2 separate regions of the Homo sapiens genome follow, and region 2 is linked to region 1. A link is a loop called in an ENCODE intact Hi-C map of the cell type or tissue named here. Cell type or tissue: Caco-2. All regions are shown on one strand. Each heading gives the region's core, and the rest is flanking DNA. Links, peaks and the distances in the headings are about the cores only. Region 1 overlaps KALRN (kalirin RhoGEF kinase). Region 2 overlaps KALRN (kalirin RhoGEF kinase).

What was found. Peaks named below come from ENCODE experiments on the same cell type or tissue, not always from the same donor. Only the 100,000 strongest peaks of a DNase experiment are listed, where the experiment ranks them.
Region 2: a loop joins it to region 1, with 2.3 times the contacts of the local background. A loop is called at or near these places in 4 of 110 quality-filtered maps.

What each region holds. Positions count from the first base shown.
Region 1 is chr3:124,395,085-124,411,315 of GRCh38, forward strand. It overlaps KALRN (kalirin RhoGEF kinase), which reads left to right. Exons shown (of 60, transcript NM_001388419.1): 12 at 51-259; 13 at 3,613-3,787. It also overlaps the pseudogene RNU6-143P. Among named protein-coding and RNA genes, the nearest start is that of MIR6083, 29 kb to the left of the region's middle. RefSeq lists an enhancer at 14,494-15,693. In Caco-2, for the core only: no CTCF peak of the experiment used is centred there; a DNase peak (open chromatin) is centred at 6,957.
Region 2 is chr3:124,344,985-124,361,215 of GRCh38, forward strand. It overlaps KALRN (kalirin RhoGEF kinase), which reads left to right. Exons shown (of 60, transcript NM_001388419.1): 10 at 2,159-2,281. Among named protein-coding and RNA genes, the nearest start is that of MIR6083, 21 kb to the right of the region's middle. In Caco-2, for the core only: a CTCF peak has its summit at 6,875 (motif pointing right); a DNase peak (open chromatin) is centred at 6,937.

The DNA of each region.
Region 1 (16,231 bases), core at 4,697-9,696:
CCTGGCCTCTCCCATCTTCCCTGAGTGGAATCTCTGCTCTCTCTCTACAGTTGTGGACATGGATGGAAGACCTTCAGAAGGAGATGTTGGAGGATGTCTGTGCAGATTCTGTGGATGCAGTCCAGGAACTGATCAAGCAGTTCCAGCAGCAGCAGACCGCCACTCTAGATGCCACACTCAATGTCATCAAGGAAGGCGAAGACCTTATCCAGCAGCTCAGGTCAGCGCCTCCCTCCCTCGGGGAGCCCAGCGAGGCCAGGTCAGCATGGGCAGAGCTTTCCAGTGGGAAATGCCTCGGGCTAGACGTGAGATAAGTCCTGTCCCAGTCTTGACTCAGCAAAATCTTGCTTTGTGGTCTTGTGTGAGCTTCGGTTTCTTTATCTGTAAGATGTAAAAATGCCTGCACCATACTCAACTTGAATCTAGAATAAAATAGTAAATGGAAAAGCTTTAATGTTTCAAAGAATTATTTATCATTCAGGATGTTATTCAGCCATCAGTAAGTAACATAAATACAACAAAAATTAACAAAAGACAAAAAAAACAAAAGTAAAAAATAATTAAGAATTAGGGCATATTTGCTCATGCAGAGAAATAGACATTATGGAACATAGTGTTATTTAACATCTGGTCTTAGGCTGAACTCTGACCTCCAGTGCCCCAGTCAGCAAAATCAGATCATTTTGCTGATGTTTGACTTTGGACCCATGAAGACATAAAAAAAGTGTGGTGGTGTCCTACCAGTTCCCTGTTACCCAATTATGACCTTTTACCATTCCTTGCTGCCCAGAAAATAAAACTCCTTCTGCATCAACCTAAACAAACATAACTAAGGAGACAAATCCTGTCTAAAATTTTTCATTTGTTTAGAATTACCCAGGCCATTGCCTCCTTTCTATTGGCATCAATATCTAGTTCTCTGCCCCTGTCAAGGACACTGGCTCCTTAGATAAAGTGTCATGAGGCCTTAAGCAAGCCCTCAGCAACCAACCCCATGCCTAGGTGCTGTATAAATAGGATTTGATTGTGCTAATGATGCTTGCCCACAGGGACTTTTTCCTATCCCAAAATCACTGAGTGCTGGGACCTCTGCCAGCTCTGGACAGAAATAATCTCATCAGCAAGTCCCAGGCTATCCCTAGGGCCTGAGGGAATTACGTCAATTGGAGAGGGTTTTTTTCACCCATACCAGTTGTCCAATTAAATAAACAATGAGAAATTACCTTTAGAAGGCCCTGGCATGTTTTTCTGTTGGAAATTAATAATTTCTATTCCAAATATGCACATGAGATGCTCCAAATCCTCCTATTGCATGCTAACAAGACAGCCTCTTTTCCTTCTTCCCCTAATTATCTTCATGAATATATAATACATGACAGCTTTGTGTGCCTCCCTAGGAAACTCCACTGTCATTTGCTTCCGAAGAGAATTCCTAATAGTGGACAGTCATTTAACCTCTCTGGGCCTCAGCTGCTTCGTCTGTGTAATTAAGGGGTTCACTCTAGGAGCTCTGGCAGCTCTAGAATTTTGTGATGGCTTTGTGTTATCTATTCAAAAACTTTTCACAGGCTTGGCTGGCTTCACTTTCTGTGGGGCTAGGCCTACGGAGATGCCACTTGTTCTTAACAACTGTAAACCTGCACAATGCCTAAGGGCATAAGGCTACTTGATGATGGCAAAGGCAACAATGTGGGTGATGCCTGCTCTGCAAGATTAAATTCCATGGGTTTCAGAGAGTACCGTAGGCATATGACCAAGAGCCACTGGCGACCATTCATTATGCCAGTAACCTGACTCTAGCCTAGGCTCCCCTCCCTGACATCAAGGCATGTCAAAGAGAAAAAGAAGTAAATGGTGCTTAGTGGACATTGACAGGATGCCTCACACACACCAGAAACATCTTCCCTATGTCTTCCTGATCTTTCTGACACTTGTTACTAGAGCACCTAAGGGAGCTTTTGCATCATCTCTGTGATTCCTAGTGAGTGTGACACTGACATAGTGCTGCATAAAATGGTCCAAAATCTTTCCTTTCCTTCTGGAAAATTTGTGATGGAGAAAGACTGAGAGGAGAAGTCCAAGAGAATAATCACATCCTCCCAGCAGCAAAGCCCTCAACAAATACATAACAGATAGCACTGAGTACATCTCATGTTATTTTCATGCCTGGGGATGTCCGTGCAGTTGTGGGAGTAGAAATTGTGCCTGTATCACAACAAACAGGCCAGGGTGAGGAGGCAGGAATAGGGAGCCCTGTGACCGGTAGACGGAAGGGTGCTTGACAAATTAGCCTTACGCCATCCTCAGAAACAGAATGAACTCAAATACCATTGCTTCTGAGACAAACACAGGCTAAAAGAACATGGCTTTCAGAAAGCCTGCTGATGAGATGATTGGAAGTAAATGATTTTCCCCTTGTCCTTTGACTCCTTAAATTGTATGAGAAGCTAAGATGTCACAAGATAATGAATGTGCCAGTTTATTTCAAGTTTTAGGGCTCTAGCTTACTCAAGGCCCTATGGAATCTAAACTTCTTAGCCACCATCATTTTCCCATTATAGTTATCACCACCTCATTTTGCTAAGCAAATCAATCTGTTTATCTCTCGGCTTCCCTCTATAAGGCATCACCTCTCCCTACTACGTTTGTATAGACTCTGCCTGCTCAGAGGAGGCTGCACCCCCTCCTATTACTTGACTGTGTTTCTCCATTTCTTCAAACCCCCAAATCAAAACTGTTTGCAGCCTTTGTTGGTTGTCCCAGCTTCTTAGGATCTAGCCTTTACTCTCCTGATCAGCACTTGACACTTCACTTGTGTCCTTTCAGGATTAATAATTATCCATACATGTTACTGGTCTTAGTTCATGTGCACTCTTATTTAACAGCAAACTGTGAAGTGAGCAGGGCAGAAATTATTAAGTCCACTTGACAGATAAGGCAGCTGAGGCTCAGAGAGGTGATTTCCCAGGGCCACCAGCCTAAATGTATCAGAGCAGAGACCTAATTCAGGTTTGCAGGCTCCAGATCCTATGCTTTCCTAAGTATAGCCTGAGCCTGTTTAGTATAATAACACCAGCCCATAACTTTAGCATAGCTTTATAAAGAGCATACTTACAATTTTGGCAACCATGACATCATCTGTTTTAACAAAGAGTCTGTGAAGTAAAACTAGGAAGATTTTTTTTAAAATATGCCTTTAGTATGTTTGTCTGTACGTATTGTGATAGATTTATGTGTGTGTGTGTTGGAACTATACATATTAGACTACATATATGTGTGGAACCATTCCATTTCTCTAATATTTTATGCCTTGTAGAGTCCTTTCTCATGCATTATTTCATCTTATTTCTTTCACAATCCTGCTTGAGGAGTAGGAGAACAACTAGTCTTGGAAATAGACTTGTGAACCCAAAAAAGGATGCATGTAGCTTTGGTTCACTCATTAAGCAGAGAGCATCAGGCTCACAGCAGGAGTTTGATAAATGTCTGTTGATTGAATGACTCAACTGATTCACATCCACCTTGCTCAGATGAGGAAGATCCCCCTCCTCCTCTGTCACTTTTAACATGGAAAGGCCTCTCCCTCCCTTTTTTCTCCCCACTCTGCCACAGGGACTCGGCTGTGTCCAACAACAAAACACCCCACAGCAGCTCCATCAGCCACATCGAGTCGGTCCTGCAGCAGCTTGATGATGCCCAGGTGCAGATGGAGGAGCTGTTCCACGAGCGGAAGATCAAGCTGGACATCTTCCTGCAACTGCGCATCTTTGAGCAGTACACCATCGAGGTAGCAGGGGGCCAGGAGGGGAGGTGGAGAGGGGCCAAGAAGTGCTTCCTGGCCAAGGGCACTGCCCCAGGGGCAGGGCAGTAGCCTAAGGAAATTAGAGCATCCAGCATGCATTTTTAGAACCCAAGAAATTCCCAGTCCACCATGGCATATTCCTTCCAGTCCCTCTCATCCCCTACTGCCGAGCAGAGCCCCTCTATTTTACTTTCTGTCTGTAGATTACTTTCTTGAGAAGTTTTTTTTGTTTGTTTTTGTTCGTTTTGTTTTGTTTTGTTTTGTTCTGTTGAGAAGGAGTCTCGCTCTGTTGCCCAGGCTGAAGTGCATTGGCGCGATCTGGGCTCACTGCAAGCTCCACCTCTCGGGTTCAAGCGATTCTTCTGCCTCAGCCTCCCGAATAGCTGGGATTACAGGCATGCGCCACCACACCTGGCTAATTTTGTATTTTTAGTAGAGATAGGGTTTCACCACGTTGGTCAGGCTGGTCTCGAACTCCTGACCTCAGGTGATCCGCCTGCCTCAGCCTTCCAAAGTGCTGGGATTACAGGCATGAGCCACTGTGCCTAGCCAAGAAGTTTTTTATTGCTATCCGTTAGACTCTTACTTGGCATTTTCCTGAAATACCATCCATGGAGCTGGTAGTTTGCTGATTGGAGTAGAGTCATTGAATTTCACAGCTTTATGAATGGATAGATGTTAAAATTAGGTGGCCTCCTTAGAGCTGATAATATAAATCATGCGTTAGATTCAATCACACAGCAGTTAAGAAGCCAAGCGCCACAGGAAGGGGAACCTGTATCCGCAGTTTGATTTCTACCTATTAAGAAAGTAAGCCTGTGCTAAGACCATTTGTTAGTTCATCTCATAAACTCCTCAGTTTATTTTTGGAAGGTTGGAATCACATATTCTGGTAAATTTATGTCCCCTTTCTCATACCAATTAGTAATGTCTTCCTTCACATAATTTCCCCCTTTTAATATTTTCTGCTTTGAAACCATAACTAAAGCCAGGCCAATAGGGTTTCTGTGGTATAAGGAATATCCAACATAAGGCACTTTTTCCTTTTCAGGGATAGCAAAGGGTTAAATTAAAGGCATGTCTTCTGTTTGCTCCTGGCTGGTATGGTAGGGGGAAAAGCCAACTTTCCACCCACCATTTCTTAACTTTGTTTTCCATTCCAACCATCTCTCTGGAGTTAGGGCTTCTGGGTTTGGTGAGCTTCCCAATAATATCTGCGGAAACTTCAATGGAACAGCTTTAGAAGGAATTTTTTTTTTAATATATCGAAAGCTCCAATATCCCATCCTAATCCAACTCAGTACAAGAGACTATCTTGGGAACAGCTACCCTTTGCTTTAATCCTAGGTCCAAAAATGTTCATATTGAGAATCTGAAATGTAAAAGAAAAGCAATCATAAAGGTACTCATCTTTCTATCCCCTACTCTCTTACAAGCACATCTGTACTCCTGCCTCCTTGGGAGAACTTGTAATTTCTTGCTTAAAGACTTCATGTTCTAAAAGGTGCTTTCTGGACAGGTCCTGGAACAAAGGAGAAGTTAAGCCTTTAAATCTAGACCTTAACTATCCTTCCAACTGATTTCATAACCTTAGGAGAATTTATTTATATTTATTATTTATTTTGAATGTACTGTCAGGATTTCAGGTGGCAAGTAGTATCAACACACATTTTGAAAAACAATAAAAATGCCAGTGGGAAAATAAAAATATTGACATGTAGTGAAGAGTGTATGTAGTGAACATTGTAAAGGCAGGGTAACAAGGTAATAAAGAGATAAAAGAGAGGGTATGGGTCATTATTCTTTAGTAATATGGATTGAGATGTACAAAAATAAATACAGGCTAAGTTGATTAAAGTAGCCCAAGGCATTCCTGCAATCATTCCTCAGCTCCATTTTGCCCACTGGGAGAGAATATATCCATGGAGAAATTATGTTAGCAGGTGTGGTGGTTTTGCTGTTGTACTTCTTATTTACTCTCCTGTCATTCCAGGTCTGCTTCAAAACATGCTTAAGGGGGAGGAAACAATCTGAGGGTTTGGATTAAGTTTTATTTGAAAAGATAGCTGTGACCTGGAAGTCAGGGTTGCTGGTTCAGCGCTGGAATGGGTCAGTTAGCTTCACTTTGACATCGACTACACCCCTCACATCAGCTGGGGGCATCGCAAGTGTGTCTTTACTAGCATCGATTGTAGGCAAATCAAGTTCCACTCCTAAAAAACAATCCAAAGCATATGGAGAAAATATCCTTTAAAAAATGTGGGTTTAAATCACATGCATTAAAATTGGATCTGGCTTAAAGGTTACGAGAGAGGAACTTGACACTTAAATTATGGAGCCAAGGGTGGTGGCTCACGCCTATAATCCCAGCACTTTGGGAGGCTGAGGCTGGCAGATCACTTGAACTCAGGAGCTCAAGACCAGCCTGGGCAACGTGGTGAAACTCCATCTCCACCAAAAATATAAACAAAAACCGAGTGTGGTGGTGAGCACCCATGGTCCCAGCTACTCAGGAGGCTAAGATGGTAGGATCACTTGAGCCCAGGAGGCGGAGGTTGCAGTGAGCTGTGATCACACCACTGCACTCCAGCCTAGATGACAGAGTGAGACCCTGTCTCAGAAAAAAATAAAAAATAAACAAATAAATTATTGGATTTGCATTCTTTAGCCTTTGTATGTATAAAAATTCCTCGTCCCACCCTAAGTACTGGACAACCTGGTATGCAGGAGAGCAAGAGTGTGAGGGCCTCATAAAATGAGGGAGAGAAAAATCATGATAGGATCCTGCATCCTCTGGTGTAGGCTATAACGTCCGGATTTTACAAGGGGTCTTATTCCCTTGTCTTGTGGGGGAGGCCCAAAAGCTTGGGGAGAATGCTACATCTAATCTTAGAACTGGAAATCCTGCCAAACCTATAGAAAAGTTCTGCTTCAAGTCAGATTGTCAGAAGTTATTTTTGAGGGTGTTGAGATTATTCAAATACCAGCTATGTCTCACTGTGGGGATGAAGAACAAACTTTTAGAGAAGCTTCTGGTGTGAAACTGAGGGTGGTTTCTGTAACGAGAGGCGTGTTTATGCTGACATAAGCCAGGGCAGGGTCTGTGATTACAGGACCTACAGTGTGGTTTCCTTCCTAAAGGAAGGCATTTGATAGACATGCTCCAAATTCCTCAGGATTACTGAACACTGGAGGAGGACTGCTACCCTGCATCTGAGGAATCTAAACATGACTCCTTAGCCATATCACTGAGGGCCCAGATGAGCCAGTTAATGTAATCATTAGGATAGCACATGAGCTGCTGCACCAATCTCTTTGTACTCAATAATAATGGTACTCACATTATAACCTGGAATGAGATCATAGGGCATGCCCACATAAAGTGAAACATCCTAAATTTGTTAGTCAGATGTTCAAAACCAGGCCCATAGCTGGATTCCTGGTATACCTTCTTGGACTCCATGGAGACCAAAGTGACCTATAGTGGAACATGATGTTCTATAACGTTTTTTTCCTTTAGGTTCAGCCTCCTTCTATGAAAGACATTTTATATAAACTAGTTATGATAGAAGAGACATTTCACCAAATACAAATGTTTATTTTGTGATGGTAAGAATACAGGTGATTTTTTTTCTTATTTTTGATGCTTTCTTGCATTTCCAAGTTTTATACAATTAGGATAATCAGAAAGAAATGAAAAATATTTTTAGAAGCAAGAATAGGCCAGTGGTCTCCAAACATTTTTGATTGTGTGCCTTCTCAATTTTTTTGAACTTGCAACCCCCTACATATAAATATTTATTCATTTTTAAGTTATAAAAACGTTCGGTCACTGCCTAATAATTTCAAAATTCAACATGCTCTTTGGGAGAGGTTTAGTTTTTTCATTAGAAATTGTGGGTTCCATATTTCAAATAGTCTTCTGATAATTTCCAATTATTTTTTGCCTGGTTTCTTGAGAGATCAGATTAGATTGTCATTGTTGCCTTACCCCATAATGTGGCTGACAGAGAATTCAAAGTTCTCTTGTGCTTTCATGATTGGTATTATCTTCAAACTGCAGTTTCTTTGCAGGAAACTCGTTAAACCACGTGTCTTTTTGTGAAGGTTAGTTTAGTTAAAACTAGATAGTAGATAAATCTATTTAACTGGACACATGAAAAAAAGCAATAATTTGAAATGTGCTGAAAGCAATGAACAAATGAGCCACAGTCAGCCACTGAGTTGTGACACTCCTACCTTCCCCCCTTCCCCGAGGAGCTCTCTTTTTCGTGCACTACACAAAGCCATCTGCCATGTGGTCAGAGTGAGACTCCAGCACCAGTCTACTAATGAAAATCCTGGGAAATTTTATATACTTTGTATTGGCTTGATAAAATATATGTGCACAATATAATATATATACACATATATGCATATTTATATCAAGATAGTTTTTCTACCATCATTGGATAATTTGGGGCATTTTCTGAGATGGGCATACTTATGTTGGAAAGCCTTAGAAATGACACTAAGAAGGATATTCTAGACAAGGGACTTTCTGAAAATATGGGCCACCTTTATGGTTTTTCTTTTAAATCTCTAACTGTGTAATTGCAAGCGAGGTATGCTTAATGCACCTGAAAGTTTATTTGAGTAGGGAATGATATATCAATTCTAAATCTATGGGGTTCATGTAAAACAAATAGGGGCCAGGCTAAGGCTGGGGAGAAATGGCATTCAAGGAAGAAACTTCTGCCTAGAGAAGATAAGCTGATTATAACTTACTGGTGGTCTCAACTCTTCAATTAGTTGCACACAGAGGCCCTTAGCATTTTATATTAGAAAGAGACCATTCGGTCAGCCTTTTACCTATATAGAAATTCAACTCAGTAAACATTTGGTGAGCACCTCCTTATGTAGCAAAAACTATGTTGGACATTGAGGACATAACAGGGAGACACAGAAACAGAGAATCATCATACAATTTAAGAATTCTATGATAGAGGCTCCTAGTTTGCAGAGAACACTGGAAGAGGCAGATGCTTAGCCCAGTCAGGATGTTCATAGAGGGTTTCCCAATGAGGTTACACCTGAGGGCAGGCAAAAGTTGGTGGCTAGGATTTGGCATCCTTGGATGATGCCATCCAGCCTCTACCAGAATATCTCCAGAGCCCAGAAAGGGGCTTAGCAGGGAAGGGAGAAGAAAGGAGGGAGCTCATCATCTCACTATTGTGTTGAACCAAAATCTCCACCTTTTACACTTGGGTCTTTGTTCTGCTCTCTGGAAAAAAAAAAAAAAAAGAGAGAACTAGTCTGCTCCCTCTTATTTGGGAGCCTTAAAAATAATTGAAAATGTTTATCATAGGCCTCTTTTCCTTTATCTGAAAAATGGTGAGCTTGTATGAGTTATTTCTGCAGTCCCGGTGACTCTAAAAATGTTATAATGATTTCTCCTTAGTGTCAGCCCTCTATGGTATATATCCTCTATTTTATTCACCTCTTTCTGGATAGGACATGGTCTCTAGTCACTGACTGTCTTGGTCACTGTCTGCTGAATGGAGCCTGGCTCACATATAGGCTTGGATGTGTCCTCTTCAGAGTACTGGCTCTGGTGCAGCCCAGGAGATAGGTACCTTTTTAATGACTTCATCACCTGTCTTGTCTAGTCTTTGCTTGCTTAAAAGCTCCTGGTTGTCATTTGAAAGTATGGGCTTCCAGTACACTGACTTAAAAAAAAAAAACTTCAATGTCAGCTTTTATATTTTGTCACTCAAATTTAGTCTTTTTCTTTTTTTTTTTTTTGCACAGTTCTTCTGCCTGTGAAAATAGATATAAATTTAATTTATTATTACTATCAATGTTGTGGCTGTTTGAAAAGTTGGGCAGGTAAGACAGGGCTGTCTGGTGCATCACTACAGGTTCTTATCTGGGGGACACAGAGCCATTAGTCTGCACAGTCACTGTTAGCTGTGGATCATCTAAGAGCCCATCATCGAGTCCAATTTCGCCACTTTTTCTTCCATAAAAACCATTCGAGACTGCAAGGCCTTGCTGTTCTCCACGTTTGTAACATGCCAAATCCACCAACATTGCAACTGTATCAAGAAAGAAGCTAAGATCTATTTGAGGTCATCTTTGTGCACTCTTCCTAGTGATCACTGTCACATTTTCTAAGTACCCCCAGAACCTTTGGAAAGAACATGTAGAATGAATACAATGAAGTAAACCTAATCCTCACAAAATATTTATTTCATAGTCTCTTCTAGACTTTTTGACAAATTAATTTCAGGATCACTGGGAGGTTTTCCCTACTATCGTCCTTTTTTAAAAAAATCAGGATTTTTCACACAGCTTTAGTATTCTGGCAGGTCACCTGTTTTCAGTAGAACTGTCAAAAATCCCTGATGGAAATGTTCAGATCACTCTGTAATGGGGTGGGTCTGGGGCTGTGGACCTGAACTCAAGTAAAATTATCAAGGTTCAAATGCTATATGCTCCTCCTTTCTGGTAAGGATGCAGTAGAAGGTGTTCAGCTTACACAGGGGGAGAAAACATTCTGACACTCAAGCATAACTAGGTTCTAGAATGAGTGAGCAATATACGTTATAGGAGCTCTTCAACAAAAGAGAGATCTTTTAAAAGGAGAATAGAGTTCCACAAATCTCAAAATGATAAAAGGCAAAGGTATGGACACAAGTATAAAAAGGAATGACCAAGATCCCTCCCAACCCTGTTAATTGACAGTTGTGATTATATCAAGGACCTCAGGGTTTTTTTTTTTTTTTTTTTTTTTTTGACGGAGTCTCGCTCTGTCAGCCAGGCTGGAGTGCAATGACACAATCTTGGCTCACTGCAAGCTCCACCTCCTGGGTTCACGCCATTCTCCTGCCTCAGCCTCCTGAGTAGCTGGGACTACAGGTGCCCACCACCACACCCGGCTAATTTTTTTGTATTTTTAGTAGAGATGAGGTTTCACTGTGTTAGCCAGGATGGCCTCGATCTCCTGACCTCGTGATCCGCCCGCCTCGGCCTCCCAAAGTACTGGGATTACAGGCGTGAGCCACCACACCTGGCCAAGGATCTCAGTTTTAATCATGATGATAGAGAAGAAAAGAACATAAAATTGGCCATAAAAATAATCCAATTATCCAAATTATTCAATTGGTATAGAAATTAAGTAATTGAACATTGGAACTCATCAATTACAGCATTTTTGCAATATGTTCTCACATTATTTTGCCAAAAATTAAAAACTGACTGGATTTCATTATTTCCAAGTCCCTTTGCTTTTCTGGAAATTTCTTACAATATTCCCAAAGGTCTTTAGCTATTTAAACAAATATTTTAACTCTTCAGAGAGATTATACATATTACTAAAACAGGGAAATGCTATGATAACTTTAAAATAATCTGCTTTAGAAGTCACTAATCTTATCATTGTAAGAATTGATTAGCAGAGAGGAACTCAACATTATATTGGACAAGAAGAGTAAATGACCATGGTACTTTAGCTATTTTATTCATCGTGGTAACCTATATCAAAAATTATAGATAAAATAGATCTTCCCATGCAATGAGGTGGTTTCTTCAGCTGCAATATGTCTTTCCCTATCAGCCAGCATTTGTAGGGCAGTGGAGAATATTTGTCTTCCACTTTCCTCATCTTCACAAAAATAATGATGTCATAAAACAGAAAGATGCCATTTTGCAATTGATAACCCAGGTATGTCAATGGCATCCCATCACAGTGAAATGCCATGGACCCTTTCTTCCTACTGGTAATTGGAATGAGATTGAATCTTAACATATGCAACATATGTAGTGTTGATTAATGTATATAATCACCTTTGCTGAGAGACAGTAATGCCGTGATCAAGTGTGTAGTATTTTGAGTTAGACTGCCTGGGTTTGAAACCTGTTTTACTAACTTTACTAATTGTGTGGCCTTAAGCAAGTTGCTTTGCTTTTTTTTTTTTTTTTTGAGACAGGGTCTCACTCTGTCACCCAAGCTGGAGTGCAGTGGCATGATCTCGGCTCACTGCTATCTCCGCCTCCTGGGTTCCAGTGATTCTCCTGGGTTCAAGCCTCCAGAGTAGCTGGGATTACAGGTATGCGCCACCACGCCCAGCTAATTTTTGTATTTTTAGTAGAGATGGGGTTTCACCATGCTTGCCAGGCTGGTCTCAAACTCCTGACCTCAGGTGATCCACCTGCGAAAGTGTTGGGATTACAGGCGTGAGTCACTGCACCCAGCCAGGCAAATTGCCCTTGAAGCCTTGGTTTCCTCATTTGAGAAATGGAAACGAAATAATATTTCCCAGCCTATTGGGTTACTGTGAGGATTTAATAAGTTAACACATAATATGTTTAGCAAAGCTCCTGACAGTTAATCAGCACTTAATACATAGTAGTCAGCATTGTTATTATTATTCATAATATGTTTTCTTTTATATATATATATATATTTGCTTCCAGGTTTTAAGCAGTTAAACATCCCTTCTTATTCTTTCTCATTGTTTCTCTTCTGATTTGTTACTGAGTCATATTAGGAGATCCCTGAATGTTTATGCAGAGAACCTGCTGTGGGAGCCAAAGTCATTTGCTCTTGCCTTACAGAGACCCTGCCTGTGTTGGGAACAGATCATATTTCTATCTGCTGCAATTTAAGTCTCAATACCAAATTGCAGATGTGTTTCCTATTCATGACAAAGGCATCTGGATAACCAGATAATTCTATATAGGTTAATATTACCTTTATACTGAGCAATCTGGCAGAGTCGGTTTAAAAAAAATTACTAAACTCTTTAAAAATGTACTATACTGTGCTCACTTCATCAGCACATACACTAAACTGAAACGATACAGAGATTAGCATGGGCCCTGACGCACAAATACGTGAAGCATTCCATAAATTTTTTTTTTATTTTTTATTTTGAGACGGAATCTCGCTCTGTTGCCCAGGCTGGAGTGCAGTGGCACGATCTCGGCTCACCACCTAGGTTCACGCCATTCTCCTGCCTCAGCCTCCCGAGTAGCTGGGACTAGAGGCACCCGCCACCACGCCCAGCTATTTTTTTTGTATTTTTAGTAGAGACGGGGTTTCACCGTGTTAGCTAGGATGGGCTCGATCTCCTGACCTCGTGATCCGCCCGCCTCAGCCTCCCAAAGTGCTGGGATTACAGGCGTGAGCCACTGTGCCTGGCCAAAACTTTTTTTTAAAAAGGAAAAGAAATACTGGAGGAAGGCAGTGCGTTTTCTTGCAAGGATAAATTATGCCTGGCATTTATCTAAGGCCACAAACACAAAATTTCTTGGTCTGCTAAAAAAAATATGATTAATTTAAAAGGCTCATGTGAAGTGAAGAAAACTGAATTATGGGTTTTGTTTTTTGTTTTGTTTTTGTTTTTGTTTTAGAAGAAGAAGAAAACAAGAAGGGTAAAACTGGCACTTTTCTGAAGTGAGAATAGTAAAAAGAAAGATATCCCCCAAAATCAATTCTTGGAGCAGCCCTATTGTTGTAACACCATGGTTAAGAGCATTGGACTTGGTCATTAAATGCTCAGCTCTACCACCACCAGCTCTGAGACCATGGGAGAAACTATATGACTTCTCTGTGCTTTCATTTCCTCCTATAGTGCTATGAGGATTAAATAAAGTTGATCAAACACTTAACACATTGCCTGCCCCATAATAAATGCACAATACAAAGTAAAATGTCTTCTTCAATCATACTATCTTCATCATTGTTGCCAACATCTAAACACTGATCTGAAGAAAGAACTATACAGTGAGATTTCCAATGTTGCAGGTGATAAAGAGTTGAAGTGGGTAGACCATAGGAAGTGGGGAAAAAAAAAAGGGAGGGGCAGGTGAATTTTGATTCAGGCAGATACAGTTCAAAACATCTGGGGAAGAGGGACTATAGCTTTCTCTACACATAAATACTGGGGAAGACCAAGAAAACAGGAGGAACCAATGGAGAGAGCTCTCTGAAAGCAGAGCTCAAGGTGACTGCTAAACCAACTCCTATGAAGCAAATTTTGATGGCAGAATACTGGATTTGGTGTATCTCATCTAGCAGGAACACCTTGGGCTTCTTTTTGAAGTGAGGCTTCCCATTTTCCATTTCCCACTGCCTCTTACCCTTTTTTAAATTTTATTTTGGCACTTTCTCTGATTTCCCTTATTGATGTCTCTAGAGTAGACAATTGTTAGAATAGAAATATTGCCAATGTATCTGTCAAAAAAGTCATCATTTCCTAACTGCAGTTAATTCAGGAGAGTGGGGGAGACAGAGGCCACTAGAGCAAGTGGGGAACTGAGGTGGAAGTAACTGAGTGGAAGGAGAAAGCAAAATAGGTTGACTGAAAGCGGAATGCCCTCTGGGAACCTTGTGTTCCATCTTTCATTCACTGGCTTCAGGCCCTAGTTTCTAGCCTGAACAAATTCTCTCCAGATGGAGTTAAATCACTAAATTCACTCACTGGCACAGGCTTTTCTTTTCAGTCTTGTCTCTCTGTATTAGCAAACTAACCCATGACCCATGTTATTAGATAAGCCAGAGAAAAATATTCGGGTCTAGGTGTTGTCGTGAAGCTCTTCATGCCAGAGGGTTTACTCTGAAGGGTGGTCAGGGCTTAAGCAGATTGGGAGGAAGGACAAGGGCGTTTCAGGGCTATTAGGCTAGTGAAGAAGGCTGGAGAGGGCAGAACTTGCTCTCAGCATCAGCAAGTAAACCATCTGACTGGTTCACAACAAGAGCACAGGGTAAGCCTGGGAAGCTAGGTTTGTTCATTAGCAGTAAGGTCAACTTAAGGTTTGAAAACAACTATTTTTCTTTTTAAAAAATGAGCCTCTATTGTCTTCCAGCCTTATGCCCCAGAAAGAAGGTGGGGAGGAAGAACCTAATGAAAAAAACATTCCTTGAGGAAACAGAAAATACTTAGGAAAGAGAATAATTTAAATTCCAGTATACATTAAACACACACAAATCAGACTAATTGAAAGCTGTGGGCATCAGTGCCTGGGGGAGAGAAGGGAGGGGGAGTCCAACAGAAAGAGGAGAGAGCCTGCGGACCCAGGGAGGGCAGCCTTAGGAGGAGGCCCTGGAAATTCCCATTCTCCAGGCTTCATAACAGACCTGGGTTCCTCAATTCAATGGTGTCAGATGATGAGAGTGGAGGAGGGTAAGGAGAGGAGATGAAAGAATATAGAAACACCAGGTACAGAATCCTGGACATATTTCACATTTAGCTTAGATTTGAATTCCCAAGATTCCAGACCTCTGAGATCACTCTCTCAACTAAAGCCCTCTGACGTGACTCTCTTCTCCCTCACCAGGACCGTCGGCACCTTCCACTCCATAGATTCCTGGCTATGGGACTCCTTGGATCTTCCTGCAGCAAATAGATACCTCAGACTCAGTTTCACAGAAACAAACAGAACCTAAAATCAAAAGAAAAGGCAGGCTCTTCCTTTCATGCTTGTTGTCTTAGTTTTATTCTAATTCCCCTTAGTTTGTAGGCCAGAAAATGGAGTAAAAATTGTGATTTGGGCTATTTTACATATATTATCTGATAAAGAACTTACATCTAGAATATATTTAGAACTTTTACAAATCTACAATGAAAAGTTAATTAACTCAGTATTTTAAAAAGGGCAGAAGACTTGAAAAGACATCTTACAAAAGTAGATATACAAATGGTCAATAAGCATTTGAAAATGTTCTCACCATCGTGAGTCATCAAGAAAATACAACTTAAAACCATGATGAAATAGCACTTCACACCCACTAGCATGGTTAAAATTAAATAGACTGATAATGCCAAGTGATGGTGAGGGTGTAGAGCAACCGGAACTTGAATACGTTGCTCCTGGGTATGTAAAATATTACAATCATTTTGAGGAAATCTGATGGTTCCCTTATAAAGTTAAACATACACCTACCCTATGACCTATATATAATTCCACCCCTAAGTAATTGTGCAAGAGCAATGAAAACCTATGTCCACAGAAAGACTTCTATAAGAACTTTCACATCAACCTTATTCATATTAGCCAAACACTGGAAACAACCCAATAATTCATTAGGAGGAGAATGGATAAACACACTGTGGCCTATATGTACAATGATACTCTACTCAGCTGTAGCAAGGAATGAACTAAACATACACACAGCAGCGTGGATGAATCTTGATACAACATGTTGAACAAAAGCCAGATGTTTAAAAAAAAATTCTGTAAGATTTCATTCATATTAAATTCTAGAATAGGCAAAACTACATCTATGATGATAGAAATCAGAAATTGGTGCCTAGTTGTGGGTTGGGAAGGGGAGGGATGGATTGGAAGGGGGCACAAGCAGGTTCTCTAGAGTGATGGAAAGGCTCTATAGTTTATTTTTGGCGATGACTACATGGGTGTATAAAATTGTCAAGACTCAGAACT
Region 2 (16,231 bases), core at 4,361-9,360, 50 kb before region 1:
ATTCCTCTTCAACCAATTTGCTTCAGAATAACCAATTTTCTTAAAGCTAGAGATAAAAAATGAGATAAAACAAAACTCATGAAAACATTGCCAGACAAGCAGGCCATACTTAAGTGCTCAAAACTAAATTTAAAAAATTGTAGTCTGAAAAATCTGTTATAAATTCCAACACATTCATAAACGACCACTGGTAGTTCTTTTATATGCAAAAAATTATCATCAAACCTCAATTTGTTTTCAAAAGGGATTGATGAAAGTTTATGCATTAAAATCCTAAAACTTTACTATACTTCGCACCTAATATATGGGAAACTTTGTGACTACAAGTATTTACCTTTGACCTTGCATGCTGAAGCTCATAACTCCTTTACAGTACAGAATTGTGAGATCTAATTGTGGCAAGCCAAGTAAAAATATACTCTCCTGATTTTTTTTGGTTGAAGTTTCACCGTAAGTAATTCTAGAGAAACGCAGGCTCTTCTAAGAGATGAACATGTAAAGTTCCTTTCAGTGCTGCCTTTCAGTGTTTGCAAAAGGTAAAAATCCAGCACTACCACAATTTCTTTTTAGGGTTGTGCCTCCAGAATACTTAAAATATGTATATTGCCAGAATATATTATAAAGTGTTTAAAATCTCCATAATGTTTAGATGAATTCATTTTTTATTTATAAAAAACTTTTTTTCTTCATGATGATGGACAATTACTCCGCCTGTCTTCATTAAGTGGATATTTGTTAAGCCTCATTTTTATATTCATATATACCTTTCTCTGAACTAGCACAATCACGATGTGGGCTTTGTGATCCTGTCACCAAAGACTTTGAAAATGTTCATACCTTGCACACTGCAGATATTAAATATCCCAAATGTCAGAGAACTCCCATACCTGTAGTCAATGGAATGATTTGGTTTTACCTCTGTTTGCTGCAGGGCAATCCGTTTGAGACACAGGAATGAGTTAAACCATCCTTTTAAATAGACCTAGTTCATCTAAACCATTTTCCAGTAAGTGCTTCCAAAATCTGGAAAGGCTAGTACATCATTAATTAAATGTTTAGTTAATGGTTAATATTGCAGGCAGTGAGTGGGCTCACTTGAGTTTTAGCAGGATCTATAACAGGTGTGTCTATACTGTAATTCTGATTTAATTGTGGTCACCTGATTTACTGAGCGCCAACTCTTCAGAGATCAAAAGATGATCTCTGGGATACACACATTTTTGTTAGGCCATCTGCAAGAATGCAAAATGGGTATTAAAGGCTTTCATCCTCCCTGCACGTCAAGGCTTTTACTAAGGGATTTCCATCCTGCCTCTCAAGTGCCCCTCAGGAAAACTTATTTTCCACCCTTCTTAGCATCCCCTCTCTCTCACCCCTCTATTGCCCAGGGGTCTCTGTTCCAGTGTCTCTAAATATCAAGGAAACTGTCTTGAAGCCAAATCACTAGATCTTTAGCCTGGAAGAACCTGAAGTCTCCACTGCTTCCCAAGAGACTCAGATATTAAAGGACTTAGGATGCAAACACTTTAATTTATTTGTTTGTTTGGTTGGTTGGTTGGTATCGATTGGAGGAGGGAGATGGAAAGAAGCCAGAGGGGGCTCTTGTCCTAGTGGTCAGATATCATGAGCATCCAACTGGAGACTGACTACCCTGGACTTTGCTTTCAAGATTAGGAAGGGGAGTCCCCGGAGCACAATGAGGCAGGATCCCCATGACTGGTCACCATTGCTGTTTGTGTTCTTATGGCAGCGTGACGGATGAGTAATGAGGGCCAAGATACTGCCCAAACTGCTACTACCTAATTTCCTGCCAATATCTTTATGTGATTGGGTAGAAGTGGTGAGGGGGTTAAACTGTGCCTGATGGTCTGTGTAACTTGTTTAAAATAATGAACTAAGAAAATGGAAAAAGTAATGGAAGGATAATATGGAGATCAAAAAGGATAAGTTGAATTTAGGTAAAGGTGGGACTATGATATTGCCAATGACAGTAATGAAATCCCATGGACTCACAGCAGATTGACCATTTCCACCTGAACTGCTGCTTTACAACTGGGATGGGATATAGGGGTGGTTAGGACTCTAGCAGTTGCACATGTTGTCACATGTCTTTCCTTCTGCTAGAAAGTCATTGTTGCTGTTATCCTTCTTTGACCAGGTGTTGGACTGGATTGAAAACCATGGTGAGGCCTTTCTCAGCAAACACACTGGAGTTGGGAAGTCCCTACATCGAGCCCGGGCCCTGCAGAAGAGGCATGATGACTTTGAAGAGGTGGCTCAGGTGAGAAGCTGTGTGTGTGTGTGTGTGTGTGTGTGTGTGTGTGTGTGTGTGTGTGTCTAGATGAGGGAGGCATGATGACTTTGAAGAGGTGGCTCAGGTGAGAAGCTGTGTGTGTGTGTGTGTGTGTGTGTGTGTGTGTCTAGATGAGGGAGACCAGGGCTGTGGCTTTGGTGTTTGGTGAGGCATGCTGGGTTGATAACCTGTGGCTGCTGGGCTGCCTTCCTGCCTGATGCAAGGAGTCCTTTGTCTTCTTTTGGATTCTAGGTGAGTGGTAAAATAGATGCCCACATTTATGGTCTTTGAAAAAGATCTTCCTGCTGGTGTGATCTAAAAATGCCTTGTCCACGAGGTGGTGCTGGCAGGAGGGAATGACATTATTAGATTCCTCATCACCCCAGGGCTACTGCTTATGATTGTCACTGCCAGTGAGTGAGAGCTAAAAATCAGTCCCAGCTCTATTTACAAAGCCACATACCTTCCAGGACCTGGAGAAATAGGTGGCACCTGCTCACCAGCCATGCGCTCACAGGGTTGAATGTGCCCAGAGAACCTGCCTTCGTGTGATTTGTACAATATTTAAACTGCCATTTATATAATGTTCAGTCTTTTAGCTGAGCTGCACACCTGATCCAAAAAGGGCACTGTTTTTGAATTTATACAAAGATGTTGTATGACAGGCCCTGACCATTTGTCTAATAGTATAATTGTTTTAAAGTGTTTTTGTTCAGAGCCTCCACCTCAAAAATGTTATCCTAACTCTGTTATATTTCTGCATTGGGGAGTTTTCCAAACGGGTCCTGAAAATTTTCATTTTCGAGATGAAATACTGCTCTCCAGTTATTTTATCAGGCGTGATTAGCTGCCATGTAAAACAAAATAATGAGGAGTAAGGCAGGGAGGGTGCCCATATGGGACAGAGAGGTGGGTGCTGCTGAAGGAGTGAGAATGACAGAGCTAGGTTTTGCCATATCACTGCTTTAGCCAGAGCTGACTTCGATCCCACCAGGCAGACAGCCCTCAATGTGGGCCCTACTTTGGGCATTGTACAGAGCCCTGGGCCTCACCCAGGGAGGCTCCCAGCCCCAGACAGACTATGTGCTATGGATGCAAAAAGAGATGGCATGTCAACAACCAAGCAAGAACAGGAAAGTCATGGAGCATTACTGCATCTCTAGGGGAGCTGCAAGCATATGCTGAAAAATGAGAGGCCTCATAGGAGGCAGAAAGACCATGTCAGTGGCGACCTGAGCCCAGGGAATATGGGTGGATTGGACCCAACCTGTGGGATAAAGAAAGCCTCATATAGAACCCTTGTGCACTGTTGATGAGAATGTAAAATGGTGCAGCCACTGTGGAAAACAATGTGGAGGGTCCTCAAAAATTAAAAATAGAAGTACCATAGATCCAGCAATTCCACTTCAGGCTGTCTCCCTAACATAATTGAAAGCAGGGACTCAAACAGATTTTTTTTTGAGACAGTCTCGCTCTGTTGCCCAGGCTGGAGTGCAGTGATGTGATCGTGACTCACTGCAACCTCTGCCTCCTGGGTTCAGGTGATTCTCCTGCCTTAGCCTACTGAGTAGCTGGGATTACAGGCACCTGCCACCACACCCGGCTAATTTTTTGTATTTTTAGTAGAGATGGGGTTTCACCACGTTGGCCAGGCTGGTCTCGAACTCCTGACCTCAAGTGATCCACCCACCTCAGCCTCCCAAAGTGCAGGGATTACAGGTGTGAGCCACCGTGCCCAGCTGTCAAACAGATATTTATACACCCATTTTCACAATATTCAAAAGGTGGAAGCAACTCCAATGTCCATTGACGGATGCATGGATAAACAAAATGTGTTCTATTCAGATAATGGAATATTATTTAGCCTTAAAAAGGGAGGGAATTCTAACATACGCTACAACATGGAGGAACCTTGAAGACATTATACTAAGTGAAATAAGCCAGTCACAAAAAGGACAAATATTTTATGATTCTACTTATACCTAGAGTAGTGAAATTCATGGAGATGGAAAGTAGAATGGTGGTTGTCAGAGGCTGGGGGAAGGGAGGAATGGGGAGCTATTGTTTAATGCAAGCTTATCCAGCCCATTGCCCACGGGCTGTATGTGGCCCATGATGGCTTTGAATACGGCCCAACACAAATTGGTAAACTTTCTTAAAACATTATGATTTTTTTTGCAATTTTTTTTTAGCTCATCAGCTATCATTAGTATATTTTATGTGTGGCCCAAGACTTCTTCCAATGTGGCCCAGGGAAGCCAAAAGATTGGACACCCCTGGTTTAATTGATAACAGAGTTTCAGTTTTGCAAGATGAAGAGTTCTAGAGATGGATGATGGTGATGCTTGCACCACAACACTGTGAATGTACTTAATACCACTAAATTATACACTTTAAAATGGTTATAATTGTAAGTGTTATATTGTGTATATTTTACCACAATAAAAAAAAAAGAAAGCCTCATAGCCAATGAGGACCTTCTGCAGAATGAGGTGGACTTTGCCAATGTAATAGACACAGGTCCCAATGCACCTTATGATGGACAAGATGCAGCACAGATCCACAATATCTGGTCCTGGGTCATTCCTTTCTAGGCTGTTAGGGGGCAAAGGATGGGAGAGGGCCACAGGTATCCCCTGACTGCTGAGAGTGGAGGTTGTAGTACGTGGGGTGGTCTGTTGGAATAGGGCCATCCCATAGCTTTGGGGCTTCTGCCTGTGGGCTGTCCTATGCCTCAGCATTCCTCACTTAGAAAGGACGTCCCCAAAGCCACCCATAGCCCTGACCCAGCTCAATCTTCCTTGCCCTCTGCCTGATATAGCCTCAGAGGCAATGCCAACCTTGGTTATAGGCCCATGTTTTGGTTATAGGCCGCAGTTTTTGCATTTTGTTACAACCATTCAAGACCCATGGCCATCCCAGTCCCATTTTTCCCAACTGTTCCTCCACCTTCTCACTGATGCCTGATATTCCTTTCACATGGGACAATGCCTTTCCATCAGCGGCAAAGACACATGAATTTAAATTCACGCTAAAGAAAGAATGGACACATTTTTGAGAGCTTATGTTTCCATTATATATCTTGTCTTATACCAATCCTGAATGATAGGTAGTATTTGCCTTGTTTTATAGAAGACAACACTGAGGCTTAGAAAGTTCTTCCATGTGCCCAAGTCATCCAGCTTGTCAGGGGCTCTGCTGAGATTCAAACCCAGGTCTGTTGGATTCCACAGTCATGTTCTTATCCTAATTCCATGCTGTCCCTCCTTATTGAGGTATAGGAAGTGGGCATAAAATTCATTTCTAGGTGCCCATTTGCTTATGGGAAGTGTGGGACAAAGAGAAAGGGAGTGAGGGTGGGGGATGTTGCCACCCTTATTGACATCCATTACAACTTTCCTCTGGCCCTTCCAATGAGTAATCCACTGGCATAATCCACATCTCCCTGACTCTGCTTTCTGATAAGACTGTATTTTTTTTGAAAGAGAAGACAGAGTTCTAACTTCCAAAAGGCTCATGCTTTTAGGAGGAATGTTTGCTCTGAAAAGGAGAAAAGCAGATGTGAGCTACAAAGGGAGCACTTTACCTGGGGTTTGTGAGCCATCCCATTACCCTGAAATTAGCCTCCAGAGCTGGATCTTGTAGTTGGGGAATTAATCCTGCCTTATTCCTTCATCACCACTCTGGGAGATTGAGTGGCCCAGCATCCTGGGATTGTTAGTCCACATAGGAAAACCAATGCTGACCACAGTGAAGGCAGGTTGACTGTCAGTAGCAGCCTGTCTGAGACCTGCTTTGTTCTGTACAACGTGATTGCCATGTTTAGGTGGTGAAAAAGGGGTAAACTAGGAAGGAAAGGGTTCTTCTTTCTCTCTTGTTTCTGCTCTCAATTAGATGATGGCCACTGGGAGAAGAGGAGTGGATTTAATCAGGAACTGAAAAGTTCTCGAGTAAGAAGATCAATGACAGAAAGCCAAAGCATGGACACTCTTGTTCTTTGTTTGGGTTGCTGTTTATGAGATGTGTTCAGGAAGGCTATATATGCTGTGGGGTAGGAGCCTGGGGTAACTTATAAGCAATACTCTAAAGGATCATGATTCTGTGAAGGGACCTCTTTTAGCCTTATCATTTAGGATTCCTTTACCTGAGGCTGATAATGAGAAAGGAATTCTGAGCACCCATTCTCTGTATTTAGGTTCAAAAAATTGTCTTGAATCAAAGCAGAAAGACAGCTATTACATCTGTCACAGCTCCTGGAAATTTGTCCTTCTGCAAGGAAAAGCAAGCCCTCAACAGAGGGAATGGCTACCCACGGGGAGGGGTTAGGCAGTGTAAAGCCCCTGAACAAATACATTTCCACCCTAGGGATAGTGGAGGCATCTGTGATTCTTACCAGTGGTCAGTCTTTGTAGTAAAGACATTTAGGGCAGCTATTAAAATAGATGTAAATGATATCTTTGAAGAATTTATGTGGCAATCCATTATCCTTCATTAAACTTTAACTTTTGTGTTTAATAGCTCTTGAACAAATTTTAAACAAATTCTTCAAATGCCATTTGAAGATGAATTAAATATTTGAGTCCTCAGTTCATCCTGCAGATGGCACTCTTTGAATGGCTGACATAGAAGCTGAGCTGACTGGGGAAAGGCTTTGCAGTCATGACAGCCTCCCTAGAGAGGAATCCAACATTCAGAGTGAAGGCCCAGGAAGGGATACACCAGGGAATCTGTGTCTACAGTTTTCTAGTCTAAGCTGCTGAGGTTGTGCGTGCTCAAATAGAAGTCCCGGGCACTGGCGGGAACCTCTCCTGGTCCTTAGTCAACTAATGGACTCAGTTTGCCTATAATCTCCCCAAATGGCTAAGGCCACCGAGTAGTTTTTAAGAGACACATATTTTAAGAGACATTAGGTGTCATCAAGAATATAAACAAGTGTAAGATGGAGTTCCTGCCCATAATAGGATGGCTGTCAGGGGATAGATGTTTCCATGTCTGCCCAGGTGGTGGAATAGAATGTAGTACTGTTATATTGTCCTGAGATATTTGCTATTATGAGGTAGGCGAGTATTCAAGTGCCTGTGGTTTACATAACAGCTGTGCCTACTCTGTTAGTGTTCTGCTTTATGGCCTCATTATCTGAAATGCCAGATTTTCTGTACGCTAATTTAGTCAAAAATTAGCAAGCGTTTATGTTCAAATATATATTATCTAAAGCCTCAGAGCACCAAATCACATTTAAGCAGCTAGACATATTAAGTAGCATTAATGTAACATTTTTGAAAGAGCAGACAATTTAAAGAAAGACTTAAAGAAATAGAAAAACATGGGCACAATTAAGTACTTTATTCAGTAATCTCTGGTTACTTGTTTCTCTATCCAACCCTTGTGGTTTTTTTGTTTTGTTTTTTTTTTTATCAAACTTGAACACACTTTAAAAAAATCATTCTGAAACTGGAAACCATCATTCTCAGCAAAGTAACACAAGAAGAGAAAACCAAACACCGCATGTTCTCACTCATAAGTGGGAATTGAACAATGAGAACACATGGACACAGGGAGGGGAACATCACACACTGGGGCCTGTTGTGGGGTAGGGGGCTGAGGGAGGGATAGCATTAGGAGAAATACCTAATATAAATGACGGGTTGGTGGGTGCAGCAAACCAACATGGCACATGTATACCTATGTAACAAACCTGCACGTTGTGCACACGTACCCCAGAACTGAAAGTATAACAATAAAAAATAAGAGCTATTATGAAAGAAGAATTAACAGAATGAATGGATAATCCAAACAAGTGGTAAGAGAAAGAATCAATGATGACAAATGTTCTGAACTCTGTAGGCAACTGCATTGTGCTATCTTGATACTTTGTTGACTTAGTAAAACTGGAACTATAAAAAAAAATCATTCAAAATAGGTAAGAATAGAAGGAAGGCATTTTAGTGGATTTATCAGTGACCTTGCCCACCGAAGATACTCTGAGTACAATCAGCAAACCTACCATAGTAATAAGGGCAAAATAAAATAGGATAATCCACAGAGATGGAAAGTCTGTGCCCTCAGAGTTGGACAATAGCCCTCATCAATTTTCATTTCCCATCAAGTTTCTGTGTTGGGCACTGTGAAAAGTTAGAGTTCCACAGTTTCTGTCTTGAGGAACTCAAAATCTAATTTTAAAAAATGCATCAAACATGTTCTAACCCTCTAAGAAATTCTGTGACAAGAAAAGAGGCATAATGTTTGCTCCTTTAGGATTTTCAAGGGGCATTTCTAGTGAAAGCTACATCATCTGGCAATTCAGTTAATATGCAGTGATGCAGTGACCTTCACAGTAAGTTCCTTCTTTCTCTTCTTGCCAGAGATGATGACCAATTATAGCAGCTGCAAATGCAAGCAGAAGGAAAAGGTGGGAGAGCTTAAATAGATGCTTTTTCACACTCTAGCTTCTTAACAAGGATGAAAGATTCTTAGGCAAATGAAAAAAAAAATAGTGAGGAAGAAAGCCAGGAAAATGCAGAAAAATTAATGTCATGAAGTGGGCAAGTGGAGGAATGTGAAGCAGCAGAGAAATAAAGGATAGTCTTGCCCTTTGGATCTTGCATGACACGTTTCCCGTTGGGGTGGATTCAGAACTTTCCCTCCCTGGAGCACTAGGGAGAAGTTACTGGTATGAGCTGATGGGAGACCATCTGGTGATCACACTGAGGATGAAAAAAGATGTTATATCTTGTGGATAACTTCCAGTCAGGGGTTTTGAAGGTCACTTTATGTGGATATGATGTAGAAAATTGGGAGAGGGCAGGAGCCAATATCCAAGATATTATAGAGAGCCTACCATGAACCTTTTATTAACCCCATGAACTGTCACCCACATTTGCTGCTTCCTTTGGGGAACAAATGGCACATTCAGAAGAAATTGGGGTTTTATTCCTAATGACATAAGTTCTGAGTAACAAACTGAAAGATTTGAAAGCACAGGTGGTGTTTTTATCTCTCGTTCCATGTGATGGCAGTAACTACAGCAAAGAAGGGAAGCTTTGAGAAACATGCATGCCTATGTAGATGGTATTTAAAAAGTTTTCTGGACTGTGTTCTACAGAGCCAGGATGACGGGCTTCTGGCAAGGGATGGAGTGCATCTTGTAAGGACTGGGAAGGATATACATTGGCAGAAACCTTGATGATCTATATAGAAAGATTTAAATGAATTTTAAAGTTGAGGGAGAAAATTAACCCAGTGAAGCCAAAATCAGATATATCAGGCTTTACATAGGTGACATAGAAAAAGAGTGTTATAAATAAAATGTGCTTAGATAACCTTAGGTTTCAAAAAATACCAAGAATACAGGTTGCAAACAATATTTTTAGGCTTCTTTATAAATAAACCAACAAAAGGCATGTGTAACAAGTAGTGCACTTAAACTTTTAACACAAGAAGATAAATATAATAGGTAGTCCTGAGACCTCAGGATATTGAGCTCATAACTAGAAAATGGCAATAGAAGAGGATTCTTTGTTGAAAGGACTTGTTCTAATGGGAAGAGTGACAGTGTATCAGGATGCTTCACATCTATATGAAATCTACAAACCTGAGGGTAGAACCTTATGCAGAAACAAAATGAAGATAAGAGGAACACAGAAATGAGCCATCATGTTAGTGGAGAGGACCATAGTCTGCTCCATCAAATGGAAGATATGGAAAATGCTGTTCTGAGATTATTTCAATTCTGGTCAAGGAAAACTATGGTCATAGTGGGAGTCCTCAAGCTCCCTGGAATCTCCTGGAAAAATCTGTGATACTGTAAATGAAATCAGTTAAGTAGGTTAGAGCAAAGGGTTCTATGTGGTAGAATGTGAATCATTGTAGAAAAGTTCAAAAAGTGTAGTTTGTGTATAAACTCCCAAGAACTTTGACCTGTAGATGCAAGGATATAGACTTTATTCTTAGAGCAGAGAGGAATGTTAAAGGCTTTTGAGTGATAATATAAATTAAAATATAATATCTAAACCAGAGAAATAATAATTATACTGTCACTGTTTAGATCACATGTGGAAAATTGCGCCTAATTCTGGAAAATATATTTTTAAAAAGATATTGACAAAATACACCACAATTGTTGGAAGGCTACCATGATTGTGAAGTTGAAGTAACTGGATATGTTTTGTTTTAAGTAAAGAATGTTTTATGGAAGGCAGGGGTGATGAGTTTGATAGTTGAAGGCTTCCCATAGATGAAATAAGAATAAAAGGTATAGTGAAGCCAATTTTAGCTTAATTCAGGTGTAACTTCTAACCATGGGTTGCATTTTTATGAGCTGTCCAAAACAGAGTGAAGTGCCTTGTGATGTAGTGTGCTTCGTCCCACTGGAGGTTTTCCGATACAGGCAACCTTTTTTCCTTAGGATTAAACACCCTCAACTCTCTCCCATCTTTTTTTTTTTTTTTTTTTTTTTTGAGACAGAGTCTCGCTCTGTCACCCAGGCTGGAGTGTGGTGGTACAACCTTGGCTCACTGCAATCTCTGCCCCCCAGATTCAAGCGATTCTCCTGCCTCAGCCCTCCAAGTAGCTGGGATCAAAAGCATGAGCCACTACACCCTGCTAATTTTATATTTTCAGTAGAGATGGGGTTTCACCATGTTGGCCAGGCTGGTCTCGAACTCCTGACCTCAAATGATCCACCTGCCTTGGCCTCCCAAAGTGCTGGGATTACAGGCGTGAGCCACCGCGCCCAGCCTCTCCCATCTTAAAAACAAATTAATACAAATACAAGCCACCAAGAACAGCTTCTCTGAACTCTACTTTCCCCTCTGTTTCTCCTTCCCTTTGTAGTCCAAGTTCTTGATAGAGGAGTTTATATTTGCTGCCTCTACTTCCTTACCTCCTCCATTCCCCTCGACCCCTGCCATTGGCTTTTGTTCTCTCTGGCCCACTGAGGTTAATCTTACCAGGGACTCCAACAGGAGTCTCTGGTTTTTATTTGCTAACTGTATTATTTATTGCTAAATCCAAAAGACACTGAACAGATTGTTCTCTTTTTTTTTTCTTTTTCTTTTTCTTTTTTTTTTTTTTTGAGACAGAGTTTCTCTCTTGTCACCCAGGCTGGAGTGCAATGGCGCGATTTCGGCTCACTGCAACCTCTGCCTCCCGGGTTCAAGTGATTCTCCTGCCTCAACCTCCTGAGTAGCTGGGATTACAGGTGCCCGCCACCACACTCAGCTAATTTTTGTATTTTTAGTAGAGGCAGAGTTTTGCCATGTTAGCCAGGCTGGTCTTGAACTCCTGACCTCAGGTGATTGCCCACCTTGGCCTCCCAAAATGCTAGGATTTACAGGTGTGCGCCACCGCACCTGGCCACTTAACAGGTCTTAATTGACTGTTCTGAAGCATTTAATCCTGTCACCCACTTCTGCCTTTTAAAGCCCTCTTTTTCCAAGCCTTCCTTGACATCGTGCTCTGTTGGTTTCCTTATGACTTTCTGGCTGGTCCTGATTAAACTCTTTTCCCTTTTCCCCAGGATTTGTTCCTCAGATCTTCTCTTCTCACTTTACACAAACTCCCTGAACAATTTAGACTCTCTCTCAGTCTCAACAGCCACGCCTACTCTCATGGCTTCCAAATCCATGTCTCATCTCTGGTTTCACCCCTGGGTTCGATATTTATAAACCCATTGGCTCTGTGGACACCTCTATTGCAATTTTCAGAGGGTTCCTAAACTCCGTGTGTCCAAAGTTTATTATATCACCTCCCACCCCTTCCGGTGTGCTCTTATTCCTGCATTCGTTATACCAGTGAAGGCCACCAACCACCCACTTGCTTGAGCCAGAAACTTGGGAGTCATTCTTGATTCTTCTCTTGCTCTTCCTCATCATTGAGTCTATTGCAATATTGCAAAGTCTTATTGATTCTGCCTCTTTCGTGTGTTTCTTTCCTTCCATCCCCATTGCCACTGCCTTAGATCAGAGCCTCATTATCTCTTGCTTGGAATACTGCAATATCCTTCTGTTTTCCCTGACTCCAGTCATTGTCTTAAATCTATCCTCACGCTGCCACAACAGTGGCTTCCCTCAAATGCAATCTCATCATCATGATCTCCAATGGTTATGGAACCTATAGATGGCTCCCCATCAGGATAAAGTTCAAACTCTTGATAATATAAACCCTTTATGACCTGCCCATTACTTTGTTTGGCTTTACCTTTTACCCCTCCTGTGTTCCCTCTATCCCATCTTGTATTCCTGTTGTCCTGGAGTTTTCCTGAGCATGCCATGCTCTCAAGTCTCAATGCTGTCTCCTTAATCCTTCTCACTCCTTTAACTGACCAGCTCCTATCACCTTCAAACACTTGTCTCAAGTATACCTCCTCTAGGAAGCCCTCAGTAGCCTCCTTGGTTTGGATTGGATGCCCCTTTTCTAGTCACCTAGTTACTCTGGTCATATCTCTATTATGGTAGTTAGCACAGTGCCATAATCAGTTTTTTGCTATCCTCACTATCTGGCTGGACTGTGACCTTCCTCAGGGCAGTAATTTTGTCTCAGTCTTTTTAAACCAATGCCTAGCACAGTGGTGACCCTGACATGCAATGGATACTTGAAAGATAAACGAATGAGTGCTATGGAACGAATGCCTTTGTTGGGCGGATATCAGGCCAGATGATCTCTGAGGTCCCTCTCAACTCTAAGAATGATAAGAGAGGTAGATCAGATGAATATTTATAAGAACACAGGCTCCAGAACCACATAACCTGGAACATAACTGAGTACTCTCCTGATAGAATTAGCAAGACTGCCCTGTGCTGGGGGTCACCCTGATTAGCCCCAGCCCAGGGTCTGGCACTTTAGAGGAAGCATCTTTTGAGTCAAATTTTGAGTGAGTTCTTTGGACTCTTTTGTATTTTCTTTAATTAAAGAAAGCTAAAAAAAAATTCAGATGAAGCTATAGGAAACCACTCTTGACAAGAAGAAATGGCAGTCCTTTCTGTGTCCATTTTCCCAGCCCCACTAATTTTCCATGATTTATCCAGCTGGGATCATTATCATCACACTGAGCCTGACTATCAGAGGAGGCTTTAACCTTCTCACTCCGTTAGCTGAAATGGAAGGAAGTCTTTTTTTTTCTTTTTAAAAACTCGCTGTTATTACAGATAAGATTGGCCTTTTCCAAAGAGATCCGAAAGGCAACAACAAAACAAAAATTAGACAGAAGTGGTATACTGTATGTTGACTTTGTATTCAGCATACTGATTTTGAGTCCAAGACAACTCTTCTAGTCACAGACTGCTTTTGATTCAATATAGTATGTTCACTGGTTGCCATTTTTTTCCTTCCCCTTTTTGAGAAGGAAATGGCCTTAATAACAACAACAATAATAACACCTACTGAGTACTTTCTGTGTGCTGGACACTGTTTGAATTATTTTTCTTATGTTAACTTATTTATTTCTCACAACATCCCATGAGTTATTAATATATATTTCTAATTCTCATTTATAGATAGGGAATTTGAGGCACAGAGACTAAATGAGTAGCTCAAGTTGATAGACCTAGTGAATGGTGGAGCTCATATTCAAGCCCTAGTAGTCTAGCTCCAGAGTCCAGGCTGTCAACCACCCTGCTGTGGAGTCTCTTGATTCAAAAGAACCTCGGATGTCTCTGGGATCAGGCCTGGTGGGGATCAGGCCTCATTTCCATCCCAGAGCCAGTTCCTAGCCCTCTTTCCATGTGTGGATCTGGGTCATCCCTCAGACAGCTAGCTGCACATTAGCACTGTGGCTGTAGGACCCCTAAGTGATACTTTTTCCCTCCTTGCCTCTAAGATTTTCATCAGACTATCATGAAGGGTCACCTTCATGGTCCTCCTTGACATCTTTTTAACCCAAAAGGTGTCTATGCAGCCTCAGGCTGCATATGACTGACTTTTGCCCTTCTCTGCCTGTCCTCTGGTGTATCTGAAGCACATGTAAGAATGATTGGTGACAGCTGGCTCTGCTCTTTGCTGAAGCTTGGCCTATTTAACAATTGATTTGGCCGGTATCTGGCCTGAGTCTTCATTTCTATGTTCTAGCACAAAATGGTGGACTATACTTGGCCCAGACCAGATAGTTATTTCATCCCTTTCCTTTTACCTTTTGCTGAAATTAAGCTATCACTAATGAAATGTCCTAGCTTTCAAAAATCTACCCCCCTAGTAGTCCCCTATCTCCATATGAGATGTCCCCTTTAGTTCTGATTTCCCCTCTGCTGGGACATATGATATAGTGAAGAAAAGCATAGCATTTGGGGTCAATCTGTTTTTTCCACTTTTGGCCCTGGACCTTGTGAAAATCACTTAAGTTCTCTGAGCCCCAGAGTTCTTCTCTCTAAAATGAGAGTGACACCTACCCTGAAGAGTGATGTGGAGATTAGAAATAATATATGGAAAGTACCTAATCAAGAATTTGATTCTCAGGAGATGCTCCATAAATGGCGGTCTCTGTGGCAGCAAATGGTGATCATGTTGGTGCTGGTGGCTGGTAATAGAATATATTTAAGCTTCACTCCCTTCCAGGCAACGCTGTTAAGTCCCATGCTGTCATCTCTCAAGATTCAGCATGGTGTGGTCTACTTAGCTATGTGGGAAAGAGTAGGCCTGTGCTTTGAGATGGCCAGGTGCCAAGAGGACAGATCAGCTGCAGGTACTGACAAACATCATCAAGCGTTAAGTGTTATGGAAGAGATGGGTGCCTTATTTGACCAGTCAAACAAGGAAAGCCAATAGAGTAATGGTATATCCTGCCTAGGGGCAGGGAACACCCAGCAGCTGGGCATCCAGGAGCCAGTGGTGTTCAGCGACCCAAGGTGGAGGCTGGACAGTTTGCACCTGGGAGGCTCTTAACAGGTTTCCGGGCTGTAGCTGCTGGGCTGCAATTCAGAGGCAGGATTCTTGGGGTACCTGGTAAGGTAATGGCTGGCTCTTAGGAACAGGACAAAATTGTGGTTATGGAAACTGAGTACCAGGGGAAGGCTGGGTTGGCTGCCGGTGGAATCTGATATGGAGGACAAGTCTGTCAGGGAGATGTGCGATTCCATTTGGTGTATGTCACTGGGCTGGAGCTGAGCCTGCCATGGGGCCCCAGAAAAGGGAGAAAGAAGTAGAGAGACACTATGAGACAAGTGAGAACAGACTCTCCCTTCTAAAGAATTCTCTGCCTAGTGGCCCTCCTCAGAAAGAGTGGAATCACTCAAGTTTCACAAATGTGACAACATATTTTACCTTGCACAGTGAGAGTAACACACCAATAGGAAGAATAAAGTTAATGTCTCTCAGAGAGCATTGGCATGGTTTAGAAAGGAAGCAAGGAAAGCTATTCCAGAGGAAAGCTTTCTTGTCTGCCCAGTATTGATTCTGAAAGCAAACCATTTATTACCATGTCTTCCAATAATTAATCTCAACACAAGTCAACTTGCCCAGATTAAGAGAAGCAGAATCAACTTCCTTTCTCTTCTCCCTTTCTTTTGTTTCTGTGACACCGTGAGCAGGGTGGGCCTCAGGAATGTGCTTGCTGCTGGGGAAGCCAGCATTTGTCTACGCTGAAAGAAGAGGGAGCATGTGATGAATTTGCATATAGGAGGAATGTATGCAAATTTCACAAGACTATTTTGCCTTCACGAAAAGATTTGAAAAAGTATTTGTAAGGTTTTAAACCTATGCTATAAAGACAAACATACAAGAATAACTGATAATAACTATCATTTATTGAAGGCACGCTTTTACAAGGAATACCTCACTTAATCTTTGAAACAGCTCTATAGATTTACTGTTAATATTTTCCAGATGAGGAATCAGGCTTAGAGAGGATCATTCAAGTGGAGGTGGCAAGATGTGAACCCAGGTAGGCTGACCTCAGAGCCTGCACTTCTAGCACACACACAAGAGGAATTAAAAAAACTGGGGTTAGTC